Regions from separate parts of the Homo sapiens genome. Here all the other regions are linked to region 4. The links are chromatin contacts, found by Hi-C or POLR2A ChIA-PET in ENCODE. All regions are on one chromosome and are shown on one strand. Each heading gives the region's core, a stretch centred on a gene start or an enhancer-like site at or near the end of the contact. The rest is flanking DNA. Distances are from core to core; before and after follow the strand shown.

The links. Hi-C counts contacts between places; a loop is a spot of excess contacts on that map. ChIA-PET counts read pairs that join two places held with the same protein, here RNA polymerase II (POLR2A). Pooled maps may share reads with other maps.
Region 1: a map of naive thymus-derived CD4-positive, alpha-beta T cell shows a loop between it and region 4 (13-fold over the local background). The contact joins the enhancer-like site here to the promoter of ATP2B4 in region 4. A Hi-C loop is called at or near these places in 1 of 168 maps with a recorded cell type or tissue (naive thymus-derived CD4-positive, alpha-beta T cell) and 6 of 50 pooled maps. POLR2A ChIA-PET finds 5 or more read pairs at or near these places in 2 of 52 experiments (WTC11 and activated B cell).
Region 2: a loop to region 4 is called in a pooled map, with 4 times the contacts of the local background. The contact joins the promoter of TMEM183A here to the promoter of ATP2B4 in region 4. A Hi-C loop is called at or near these places in 5 of 50 pooled maps. POLR2A ChIA-PET finds 5 or more read pairs at or near these places in 2 of 52 experiments (A549 and activated B cell).
Region 3: a pooled map shows a loop between it and region 4 (8-fold over the local background). The contact joins the promoter of PIK3C2B here to the promoter of ATP2B4 in region 4. A Hi-C loop is called at or near these places in 1 of 168 maps with a recorded cell type or tissue (naive thymus-derived CD4-positive, alpha-beta T cell) and 11 of 50 pooled maps. POLR2A ChIA-PET finds 5 or more read pairs at or near these places in 2 of 52 experiments (H1 and activated CD4-positive, alpha-beta T cell).

Annotation. Positions count from the first base shown.
Region 1 is chr1:204,362,228-204,364,927 of GRCh38, forward strand. It overlaps a transcript of PLEKHA6 not described here. Among named protein-coding and RNA genes, the nearest start is that of PLEKHA6, 3.6 kb to the left of the region's middle. RefSeq lists an enhancer at 578-1,131. Within about 2 kb of position 1,429, at least 25 of the 41 ENCODE cell types and tissues checked have a DNase peak (open chromatin) inside an H3K27ac peak, as active enhancers do.
Region 2 is chr1:203,006,086-203,008,785 of GRCh38, forward strand. TMEM183A (transmembrane protein 183A) reads left to right here and starts at 1,289. Exons shown (of 8, transcript NM_138391.6): 1 at 1,289-1,489; 2 at 1,689-1,778; 3 at 2,558-2,700. The coding sequence starts at 1,381. It also overlaps the pseudogene MGAT4FP. RefSeq lists enhancers at 508-637, 641-1,415, 1,416-2,188 and a silencer at 1,348-1,597.
Region 3 is chr1:204,493,432-204,496,131 of GRCh38, forward strand. PIK3C2B (phosphatidylinositol-4-phosphate 3-kinase catalytic subunit type 2 beta) reads right to left here and starts at 1,374. Exons shown (of 33, transcript NM_001377334.1): 1 at 925-1,374. LOC124904584 (translation initiation factor IF-2) reads left to right here. Exons shown (of 2, transcript XM_047439554.1): 2 at 745-2,301. The coding sequence ends at 1,765. RefSeq lists enhancers at 564-753, 824-953 and a silencer at 1,054-1,523.
Region 4 is chr1:203,625,507-203,628,206 of GRCh38, forward strand. It overlaps ATP2B4 (ATPase plasma membrane Ca2+ transporting 4), which reads left to right and starts at 1,326. Exons shown (of 21, transcript NM_001684.5): 1 at 1,326-1,713. RefSeq lists enhancers at 320-1,194, 1,195-2,067.

The DNA.
Region 1 (2,700 bases), core at 179-2,678, 740 kb after region 4:
AATCTAAGTTCTTGCTCTGCGAGCCCAGAAGAGGAGAAGCAAGCCTCACCTAAACAACTCCAATGGGGAAGGCGTGAGGTGGCGTGAGGGAGGGAGGATTCCACAGAAAGCACCTCTGCGATCCCGTCTCTCCTCTGCTCTACAATCACTGGTCCCCATTGCTCAGAGGATCAAGTCCAAGCTTCCCAGGCACCTACTCATGGTCTCCAAACACACGGGTCCTCCCCACCTTTCTGGTGCCATCCCCACTCCCTACCATACAGTCTTGGTGGCCACTAACTTGACTGGCTCACTGCCCATTCAGTGGAACTGCATCCACATGGGTCTCTCTTCCTCGCAGAACATGCCAACTAGGGGCAGCAAAGGGAGCTCCGTGGGATGAACTAGCTCACTGCAGCCTCCACCTCTACCTGGGCTTTAGCAATCCTCCCTCCTCAGCCTCCCAAGTAGCTGGTACTGCAGGTACACACCACCACATGCAGCTAATTTTTTAGTTTGTTTTACAGACAGAGTCTTGCTATGTTGCCCAGATTGGTCTCCATCTCCCAGGCTCAAGCAATCCTCCTGCCTCAGCCTACTGAGTTGCTGGGACTTACAGGTGTGAGCCACCATGCCTGGCTAACGATAACCTGTGTGACTTGGAAGCCCAGCTCCATCCCTGAGTAACTCACTGACTGAACAAATTACTTGACTATCCAGCCTGTTTTCCTCACCTGCAAATGGGCTTCTTTGAAGCCCAGCACATTCACTACCTTTTCTCCTCGGCCGCCTCCTTCTTTACTGTTCTGGGGTGTTATCTGCCTTTCTAAGCCTAGAGCTAGTGGGGTCACTGTACCAGAACTGCTGCCCCAGCACTCCTGTGCTCTGTCCTGTCTGCCTTCTGGAGACAACAGAACTGCTTTTGGTGGCTCCCCCGCCCCTCCCAGGGCCCCTCCTCCGGGGTCTCGCAGTTCGGGTTGGGGTCTGTACTGATGAATCCCAGAGACCCAGCACAGCCTTGGAGGCTCACCGGGGTCTCACTGCCCAGCCTGGAAGCACGCGGGGCAGAGACCTGGGCTTCTGATCTCTGCCTCCCTGCAACCCCTCAAGAAGCGCTGAGCAGCCCGTAGGCGCGCCAGGGCCGTGGGTGGACTGCCTGCCTGCACATTCTCGCACCTTCCTGGAGGAAGCTTCCAGAACAGAACAAGGAAGACCAACGGCTGGGTGGGGTTCCCTCGGTGGAGGAGCCGCAGGGGCCCAGCTTGGGAACCGGGTTATCAGGGGTGTGGCTCTGCAGAAAGCGTCCTGCCACGTCTCCCTCCCTGTCAACCTTGGGGAAGGAGAGAGGCACCCTTGGGGACAGAACTGGCCAGTTTCACCGGCGGCGGCTTCCGCAGGAACGCGGAGGAGGGAGACAAGGGGGCGGGGGAACACTTCCTGTTGGGCAGGAATGGGTGTTACATAGCTAGATCTTTAAGCATCAGAAAGACAGCTACCAGACCCACTATGGCTGGGAGGTGGCAGGGGATGGGAAAGGTGGCCCTGTCACCTCCGAGAAGGCGCCTTCAGCCTGGGGAGACGCTGTGAGCAAACCCCCTGAAAGCCTTGTGGGGCCATCATGTGTGCTCTGGAGCCCTCTTGTGGATTCTTGCGGTAAGTGCATACAGGCTTGCAGTGCGTTTCTCCCACGTTTTAACCTTTCGCTTGTTCTCTCCTCCTCCCACCACTCTTCCCAGTAAATGACACCTTCAAAACCACACGCACACTCGAGCAAAACGTCTGTTGTGGATACCATGAGAGTCACTTCCTAAATACCCTGAAAGAAAGAGCTTTTTGACACACAATTAACACATTTGTCTGCTCCTGGGCAAATGTCAATATTTGCTCATTGAAATTTCCCTCCCTCATCCACACTAAAAGAAACAAAATAACTCCTCCGGTTGTCTGGCTCTTATTATTACTTGGAATCCATGTCTGAAGTCGTTTGAGTTTCTAACTCATCCACCAACCAAATGTCATAAACCTTTGTGGGAACTGTGAAAATAGGAACGAACGGTGAGCCAGTCGTTCATTCATTCACTCACTCATTCAGCAAGAACTTACTGAGCACTTCGTTTGTCCAAGCAAGGTGCCAAGGATGCTGGGAAGCAGCCGTGCCATCATGCTAAGAGCAAAGCCTGTGAAATCAGGCACACATGAGGCCGCCTTCCCGCTTGCTTTCTATTAATACAAGCTTTGTGACATTGAGTAATACATACGAAGAACCAGTTTTCCCATTATTTGCTAAAAGCGGGATGATAGAACCTCCTCATAAAGGTGCGGTGAGGAATAAATGAGATAATGTCATAAAGCACTTAGCTCCTAGAGTGGCGGCTGCTGCTATGATATACAGAATGACCACCAGGTCTGGAAATGTATGTGAACACAGAATTCATGGCTGGTTGATAATTAAACAATATTGCCTGTGTCTCCGGACTTTACGACCCCCCTGTGTTGCCCCTGCCCTTGATGAGTTTTCAGTCTAGGCTACTGGTTCTCGAAGTGTGGGCCCCAGAGCAGCCACAGCAGCATAACCTGAGAATGTGTTGGAAGTGCAAATTCTAGACCCTCTGAATCCGAAACTCTAGGGGTAGGGCCCAGCCATCTGTGCTCCAACAAACCCTCCAGTGATTGTGATACACGCTCCAGTTGGAGAGTTACTAATCTAGTGGAAAATGACAC
Region 2 (2,700 bases), core at 39-2,538, 620 kb before region 4:
GCCTCTGCGATAGTTTTTCATGGATGCTTCTAGTAGTTTTTTGGAGGTATGGTGTGTTAGGAACAAACTGCCCCAAAAAGCTTCTTGGTACTGCCGACACTTCCCCCAAACCTCTCCGTGCTGCTCACTCCTCCCCCTAATGCTCTGCAACTCTTCTCCTTCCCCCAAGCCTCTTTACACTTCTAAGTCCTTATGAAGCCAGCAGACTTCACTTATCAGACCTTGCTGCAATAAACAAACCCCAATTACAAATCATCCGGACCGCACAGGGGAAGGTGATGGGAAGCATAAACAAACTTTACCTACACCCTCCTGTAATAAACGTCACAAGCTAATATGTGGCAAAATTAACCAGCAAACAACCCCAGGGTCTCTCTCCCCCATATAAACCCCTCATTTTGTAAGCTCAGGGGTGCCTCCTCTGTCTGTGGTGGAGCAGCCGTCAGGTTAATAAACTTCCTCGGCTGACCTTGGGTCTCTCTTTCGTCCTTTCTCTCGGCTAACCTTATATGGTGATAGATTGGAAACTTTTTTTTTTTTGAGACGGAGTCTTGCTCTGTCGCCCAGGCTGGAGTGCAGTGACCCGATCTCAGCTCACTGCAAGCTCCGCCTCCCGGGTTCATGCCATTCTTCCGCCTCAGCCTCCCGAGTAGCTGGGACTACAGGCGCCCGCCACCACGCCCGGCTAATATTTTGTATTTTTAGTAGAGACGGGGTTTCACCGTGTTAGCCAGGATGGTCTCGATCTCCTGACCTCGTGATCCGCCCGCCTCGGCCTTCCAAAGTACTGGGATTAGGGGCGTGAGCCACCGCGCCCGGCCGATTGGAAGCTTTTAAGAACTCCTTCTCCTATTTTGAGAATTCAGAAATTTATTTATAGCTTTCGTAAAATAGAGTGAAGACTCTTACAGACCTATGTTAGACTAGCAGGCGCTCAGTCTCTGTGGTCCGAGATAGAGCACGAAGATGACAGTGTATATGCATTTTGGTGCTGAAGTGGACCTGGAGTGTGGACAGAGGAGTTACTAAGAAGAATCCCGGAGACCAGGATGTAAACTCTCAATTCTAATCAACACAGGTGTGGGCTATGGTTCTGAGACACCATTCATCTCACACGAGGTACGGCGATACGCGACACCACCCAGTACAACAGCTCTCTCTCCACCTGGAACCCGGACCCAGCTTGATTCGCGGGTGCCGGATGATGACGTATCCTTGCACCTGGCGATGATTGGTTCGCGTGGAGAGGCGTCGTCCGACAACGCGACTCGGAACCCGGACCTATGTTCTCGCGAGAGTTAGCGGCCTCCGGTGTGGGATGGCCGCGGAGCCGGGCGGAGCTGGCTTGCGGCTCCCGGGGCCGGCTCTCCGGCCGGAGACATGGCCCGGGGGCCCGGCCCGCTAGGCAGGCCTCGCCCCGATACGGTCGCCATGCCCAAGAGAGGAAAGCGACTCAAGTTCCGGGCCCACGACGCCTGCTCCGGCCGAGGTGGGCGAGGGGGGCAGGGGCGCTGAAACATTTTGGGGGCTGGCGGCTGGGAGGGGGCTGGACCGTGCCGAGGTGAGCGCTCGCGTGCCCGCGGCTGGAGGGCGGCTCGGTCCGGGGGCCTGCAGCGAGGAGGAGGTGTTGGCGGGGAAGACGCTGACGAGAGAAGGCCTCTTCCTTGAGGGTTGGTGCTGTGTTGCAGTGACCGTGGCGGATTACGCCAACTCGGATCCGGCGGTCGTGAGGTCTGGACGAGTCAAGAAAGCCGTAGCCAACGCTGTTCAGCAGGAAGGTAAGCTTTGCGCGAGCCTTTAAAGACTCATGCCGCGAAGACAGAACTAGGTATTTTATTTCTGTTTTTCTTGCAGTCCTTTAGTCGTCTTCCTGTAACCGTGTTTGCTTTCGTTAGTGTTAACTTACATATTGGGGTGGAGGAGGATTAGTCAAGAGTAGCAGTTTCTGTAGCAGAAATATTTTCTTTCTTTCTTTGCATTTAAAAACATGTTTGCATACTTTTTAGTTTCCACTGCATTCTTCTTGGTTATTAATCTCTTTGCTGTAGTTCACATGTTTTACTCTGCAGTTTGCTTCCTTGTTTAATAACCTTGGAGTGTTCTTTTCCTTTTCTGGTGTTTCTCTTGCTTTCAGTCTGTTTACTCATGGGTCTGAGACTTGTGTTTTATGACACCTACTGCCTCCAGCTCAGGACCAGGATTAAATTGGATTCAATTTGTCTCAAACATTTCTCTGTAGACCTTATGAGAATACAAATCAGCTTTTATCCTGCAGGGTTTATAGTGGAAAAATTGTACACACCTTTTTTCTTCAGGGCTGAAAAAAGGAGTTTCTGCAACTTTGGAGTCAGTTTGCCCATTGCTTTCCTTTTTTTTTTTTTTTTTTGTATTTAAAATACTAAAATCTTTATTTTTTTTGGTGACAGATTCTCACCTTTCTCTCTCAACGATGTTTTTTTTCCCCCCTTTCCTGAATGGATGCTGATACCTTGGCTAAGTTGTTTGTATTTCTGGGTGGAGCTGTGTGCCATCTCATTCTCCTTTTATTTTCTTCTAGTAAAATCTCTTTGTGGCTTGGAAGCCTCTCAGGTTCCTGCAGAGGAAGCTCTTTCTGGGGCTGGTGAGCCCTGTGACATCATCGACAGCAGTGATGAGATGGATGCCCAGGAGGAAAGCATCCATGAGAGAACTGTCTCCAGA
Region 3 (2,700 bases), core at 124-2,623, 870 kb after region 4:
TTGGAAGGGCTGGGGCAGGGAAGCTACGAAGACCCCAGAAGCGGGTGGAGAGGAGAAAAGGCAGGCCTGAAGGAGCAAGAGCAATGGCAGAAAACACACACACACACACACACACACACACACTTCAACATCAGCCAACTAGGGTGTGTGCACTAACCTCATACATTTGGTAACCTCTTCCCACAATCCAGAAGCCTGCCAAGCCCCTGGGCTCCCCACCCTACTCCACCCCACACCAGCTTGGCAGCCTTGCTTGTGCTTCCTGCTGCGATTGCTCCTCCAACATCAAAGTCACCGCTGTCGGGAGCTGAAAATGAGGGACAAGTATAGGCCAGGAGAGCAGCGCCTTCTCCCAGCACCGGCGAACTCAGGCCTGAGGGTCCCTCTCCCTCTTTCAAGCTTTCAGTCTCCTTTTGCTGCAGTATCCTTATAAGGGAGAATCCAATTCTACCCTCCGCCCGACTAAGAAACGTACACATTCCCCAGGCTAGATGCCGACTTCTCACCCAGTCCACAGAAGGCACTAACCCCATCACAGGACAGGTTTTGCTTTTTTTATTTCTTATCTTAAATAAACAAACCCCAAAGCCATTGACTGGTTCAGATCGCCCTGCAGCTGGGAGCCAGGAAGTGTGTTTAGCGAGAAGGGGGTGGGGACGCGGGTGCCTGGAGCCCCAGAGGCCCTGAAGCTGCTGGAGTGGAGTGGAGTGGGGTGAGGGGCAACCTGCTCTGCCCGGCGGGCAGGAGCTCAGGCTCCCACGGCGTCCGCCGCTCAGCCCGCCGCCAGGAACCCTCGGCTGCTTCCATTGTTGCACCTCCGCTGTTGCCATGTTGGAGGGAGAGCCCCCTGACCTCGGCTGCCTCCACTCTGGGGGCACTTTACAGACGCTGGGGCCGATGCAACCCGCAGGATGCGTGTCCTACCTGCGCTAGCTGCTGGCTCTGCTGCAACATCCGACGTGTCTTGTGCCTGGCGACGTGGGCTGCTCGCTCCGCGCCTCCCGGGCTCGCTCTGCGGCTCCAGGCGCCTCTTGCACCAGCGCGAGAGGAGCTGGCCGGCCGCACGCCGCCTGCTCCCGGGCCGCTCCCCTCTCCAGGCTCCGCACAGACCCTAGGCTCCAAGGGGCAGAGGGAGAGGCAGCAAAGGGCGCAAGGACCAGCTTGTGGGGGTGGGGAGGGGTGCTCTCCGCCGAGAGCGTGCGCGAGCTCGCAGAGTCAGGCCACCCCGGGTGAGACAATAGCGGCAGCAGCGGGCGAGAGAGGGGAAGCCATCTCCCGGACACCCGGCGCACTGCACGGCGACGCGACGCTCGGCCAGACCCTGCCTGGACAGGCAGGCACCCGGCCGCCGGCTCCAGCCGCAGCGCCGAATCCGCCGCGAGCCGGAGGGCGGGGCGGCTGCTGGAACCCGGGCCGCCCTTCGCCTCTCCCCTCCCCTTCCCCCTCCTCTTCTCTTCTCCTCTCCTCCTCTCCCCTCCGACTCCCGCCCCACTTGCCATTGCGTGGGGGAAGAGAAACGCGCTGGCGTCAAGTTGTGCTCTGCAACCCAAGAGCCAGGATTTCCACTCCCCACTTGGGTGAGGGTTTTTGCGGATGGTCGTTAGTTTCCCCTGCTGGAACCCCTTGGCTTTGGGTCAGAGGAAAGCTCAATCATTCTGCTAGAAATGACGGTGCTGAGGTCCAGTTATCCGTTTCAGGAATTTCTACCATAATTACGGTAGCGATGTTCGGGGGATCCCCTACCTTGAGGGTTAGGTTGGGGTAGAGAGAGGCTGTCTCCGGGCTTTACACGCTCAGTGTCATTCGTCTTTCTGTCTCCTTCCTTCCTCCCTTTCTGGAAGGGGAGTCTCGTTTGTTTTTGTATTCGCCCAGGTGGATCTTCCGAGCTGCGATCCAGGAAACAGCAGTCAACCTAAGTAGGGAGGGGAGATAGAGGATCCTCCAACCCAACTAGGGTAGTGAGAAAAAAAAGTAAAAAAAAAAAACCTTTCATACAATATGTTATATTTAAATTTTCTACTCTAAATACCTTTCTTCCAGCAGTGGTCTCTGGAAGAATTTTCCTAAAGGCTCCACCCAAAAGAAACCATGAGTTGGCCAGCTCCTCGTTTGCATTTGGTTTGCATAGTACCAACGATCACTAATCTCAAAGTATATTTTCCTAAAAACGTGAATCGTGTTTTCCTCCACTGCCCTCATTTCTTCTTTCTTTCTCGACAGACTATGAAGATTAACACCTGGTCCTCAGCCTCTCAAGTAAAACCATGATTAAATAAATTTGTTATGCTTTTCTCTGGTTAACTTGTCTTTTGTTATAGAAGTGTCGGCTGTGACTCTTATGATGGGGAGGAAAGGGATCACTCCCCTTTCTGATCCTACAGTGCCTTCTGTACCCAATGCTTGTGACTTTCAGTATTCCACTTCACCCTCTGAATATCAAGAATAGCGTCCTCACCTATCACGCTTTCGTAATGATCAAAGGAGAGAATGTAGGTGAAACATCTTGATAATTAACTGAAGGCAGCTTGGTCTGCACATATGTCATAATGTATATGATGCTACTCCTGATCTCAGGAGCCACAGGGGTTAAAAAACGTGTCCGTGCACTTCTTCACCATACAAATATTTATGACAGCTTACTCTGTGTCTGTCATCAGGTCAAGCTCAGGAGCCTGAGAGAACAGAGTGTTACAGGGGCCA
Region 4 (2,700 bases), core at 76-2,575:
ATGACAGCAAAGAAGGACAGGGGGTGGTGTGAGCTGTTGGGTTAGAATGATAGGATCAAAGAGGCCTTTTCCCAACCCTCTGTTTAAAAGGTTGGGAAGTAGTGGCCAGTCACCTTCTTCACAGCATAGCTCATAGCTATAACCTGTGAGACATATGTCAATGTGCCTTCCATAAGCATATAAACATGAGTGTGTTTGCTGAGGTAGGTGTGGGAATCTGTCAGTCAATGAAGATATGTTGTGTGAACCAGCTGATGGTGCATGTTTGTGCTTGAAAGCCATAAAGTTCTATGCAAAATCTATGGGTGGCACTGTTGCACAATGCTAGTGGGTGTGTGGGTATGGGGGTGTGATTAACTGTTTACAGGCTGTGTATAAGTGTGCATGGATGTCTGAGTGTGTGCAAATTAAAACGGAAATATGTGCCGGAGTATGATACAAAGTACAGGAAAGTACTCGGGCTTTGGAGTCTGTCTGACTTGGTCTTGAATCGTTGGCTCTGTCATTAGCCGGATGTATAACCTTGGGCCAGACACTCAATCTTCAATTCCCTCAACTAGGAAATGAGGTTAATAATAAGTACCTTTCAAGATTAAATGAGGACTAGAAACGATACCATATAGACAAAGCTTTTGGTGTCATAGCCCACGCATAGCAGGACTCAAAAGTAAGCAGCTATTTTCATGCACTGTCAGTATACCTCTGGTGGGTACAGGGACAAGAGGGAACAAAATGTGACCTGTATATAAGGTGTAGGGGAGGACGGGTGTGTGTGTGTGTGTGTGTGTGTGTGTGTGTGTGTGTGTGTGTGTGTTTACAAAACAATTTATTCTCCTTCTCCAAGGAACCCCCTATTCAGACAGGAGCAGGAAGGTAGGAGGGGACATACAAGTGTCCACAGACACCTCGGGTTTCTGGGTCCTGGATCTAAGTGAGTAAGGGGTTGAGAGGCCCGTAGGAGCTGCAGGAAGCCAGCCGCCTGCCCAAGCTTCCTTTTTTTTCCCCTCCGCCCAGCAACCGTTGAATACCGCCACCCACATCCACTCCCCACCTCCACCCTCACCCCTCCTCCACCCCTACTCAGCTTTCTATTCAACAAGTGAGAGCAAGGGCGGGGAAGAAAGCCGACAGGGGAGAGGATTGCTTCCCTTTCTTTTCCCATTCCCCCTTAAGACGAACCAGGAAGTAACCGCAAGAATCGGGCCACCTTAACAGTAGAGTAATGGTTTGGCCTCGCGCCAAGTCCCACCTCTGTTCCAGCTCCTGCTCCTCCCCTCTCTCTTCCCGCACTGCTTGGGGAGAGCTGGTGAGCAAGAGTCTGGCCCGAGTTAGCTAGAGCTGTTGCCATGACAAGCATTTTCTTAAGAAAGCTCTGCTGTTGAGATCGTCCAAAGCTGGGGGCTGGGAGGGGGGGCACGAACTTCGTGGGGCACCATCCCTCCGAAGAGAGCAAGATCAGAGACACCCGCCCAGCTCTCCTGCACCCTTTTTCTTTCAGGAACCTGAGAGGTCCTTCCCATTGGAGGGGCAGGGGGAGGAGACCCAGCCCACTCCCCGGCCTTAGCCAGAAAGGCAAGAGAGCAAAGCCAGCGTCTCTAGCTTGGTTGCCACACTGGGGAGACTGGTGGGTGGTCACCCCACCCTACCCTCATCCATGGAAACCCGGAGGGAGAGTCCCGCCTGAAGAAACCTGGATCTTTGCTAGAAAGAGAGGTAGGCTTGCAGAGAATGAATTGACTTGTGATTTGCAAACTTTGTTTCTTTCTTTTCTCTCAATGGCTTCTAAAACTCCCCGATTTTCCTCTTTCTAGAATATTTCATGCGACTGGGTTTGGAGGATTTTTTTTAAAATATGTGTGTGTGCACAGATTTGTCAAATACTGTTTTACCTATTATCAGTTCTGAGAAACCATATAGTCGAACAAGTGATTTATCTCTCTTTTCCTAGTTCTTGTCATTCCTGGGCTATGGGGTAGGGTAATGGAGGGTTCTCTTTTTGACACCAAAATTGAGCTCTTGGAAAAAATATTTATCTCCCCTCCCTCAACCCATTCCGTTCCTGCCCTCCCCTTCCCCCCTTGGCTTGGGAATGAGACGCAGGATGGAAAACTGTTGCAAAAATATTTTCCGTGTCTGTTCCCTTTCTCGAAAGCCCAAAAGAGAGATGGAAAAAAAAAAAAAAAAGGAACCAAAGAAATCTTCAGCAGAAAGAGGGGCTGCAGCGGGAACTAGGAGAGGGGCACTTTGGGGCCATGGGGTGGAGGTGGGCTGGGAGAAGTTGGCAGGAGTGGGGAAGGAGAGTGCACGAATTAAATTTCTTTAGCTTTGCAGAGAAACCTCAGCAGTTTCTCTGTGCTGCTTGCAAAACATCCTCAGACTTTCACATGTATAATTAGCTGTGGAAAAAGCTGGGAGTTACCTCGTACCGCTGTTGTTTGAGTGTGTGTGAGCGTCCAGAACCAACTGTATGAGTGTCTCCGAGGGCACCGCCCCACACATCTCTGGTCCCAAAGGGGAGGAAGGAGAAGGGTGAATTGAAAAGTTTCCGATGTCGAGGCTGGACACTGTGGGGCTGGTGAGTGTTTGGCAGATGGGGTGGGCCACAGGCATCTGTGGAAGGATCCCTGAGCGTCTCGGGCCACTGCCTTGGCTTGCTGAAGAGCTAGGAATTAAGACTGGGATTGTCCTTCCTGCTCTCCC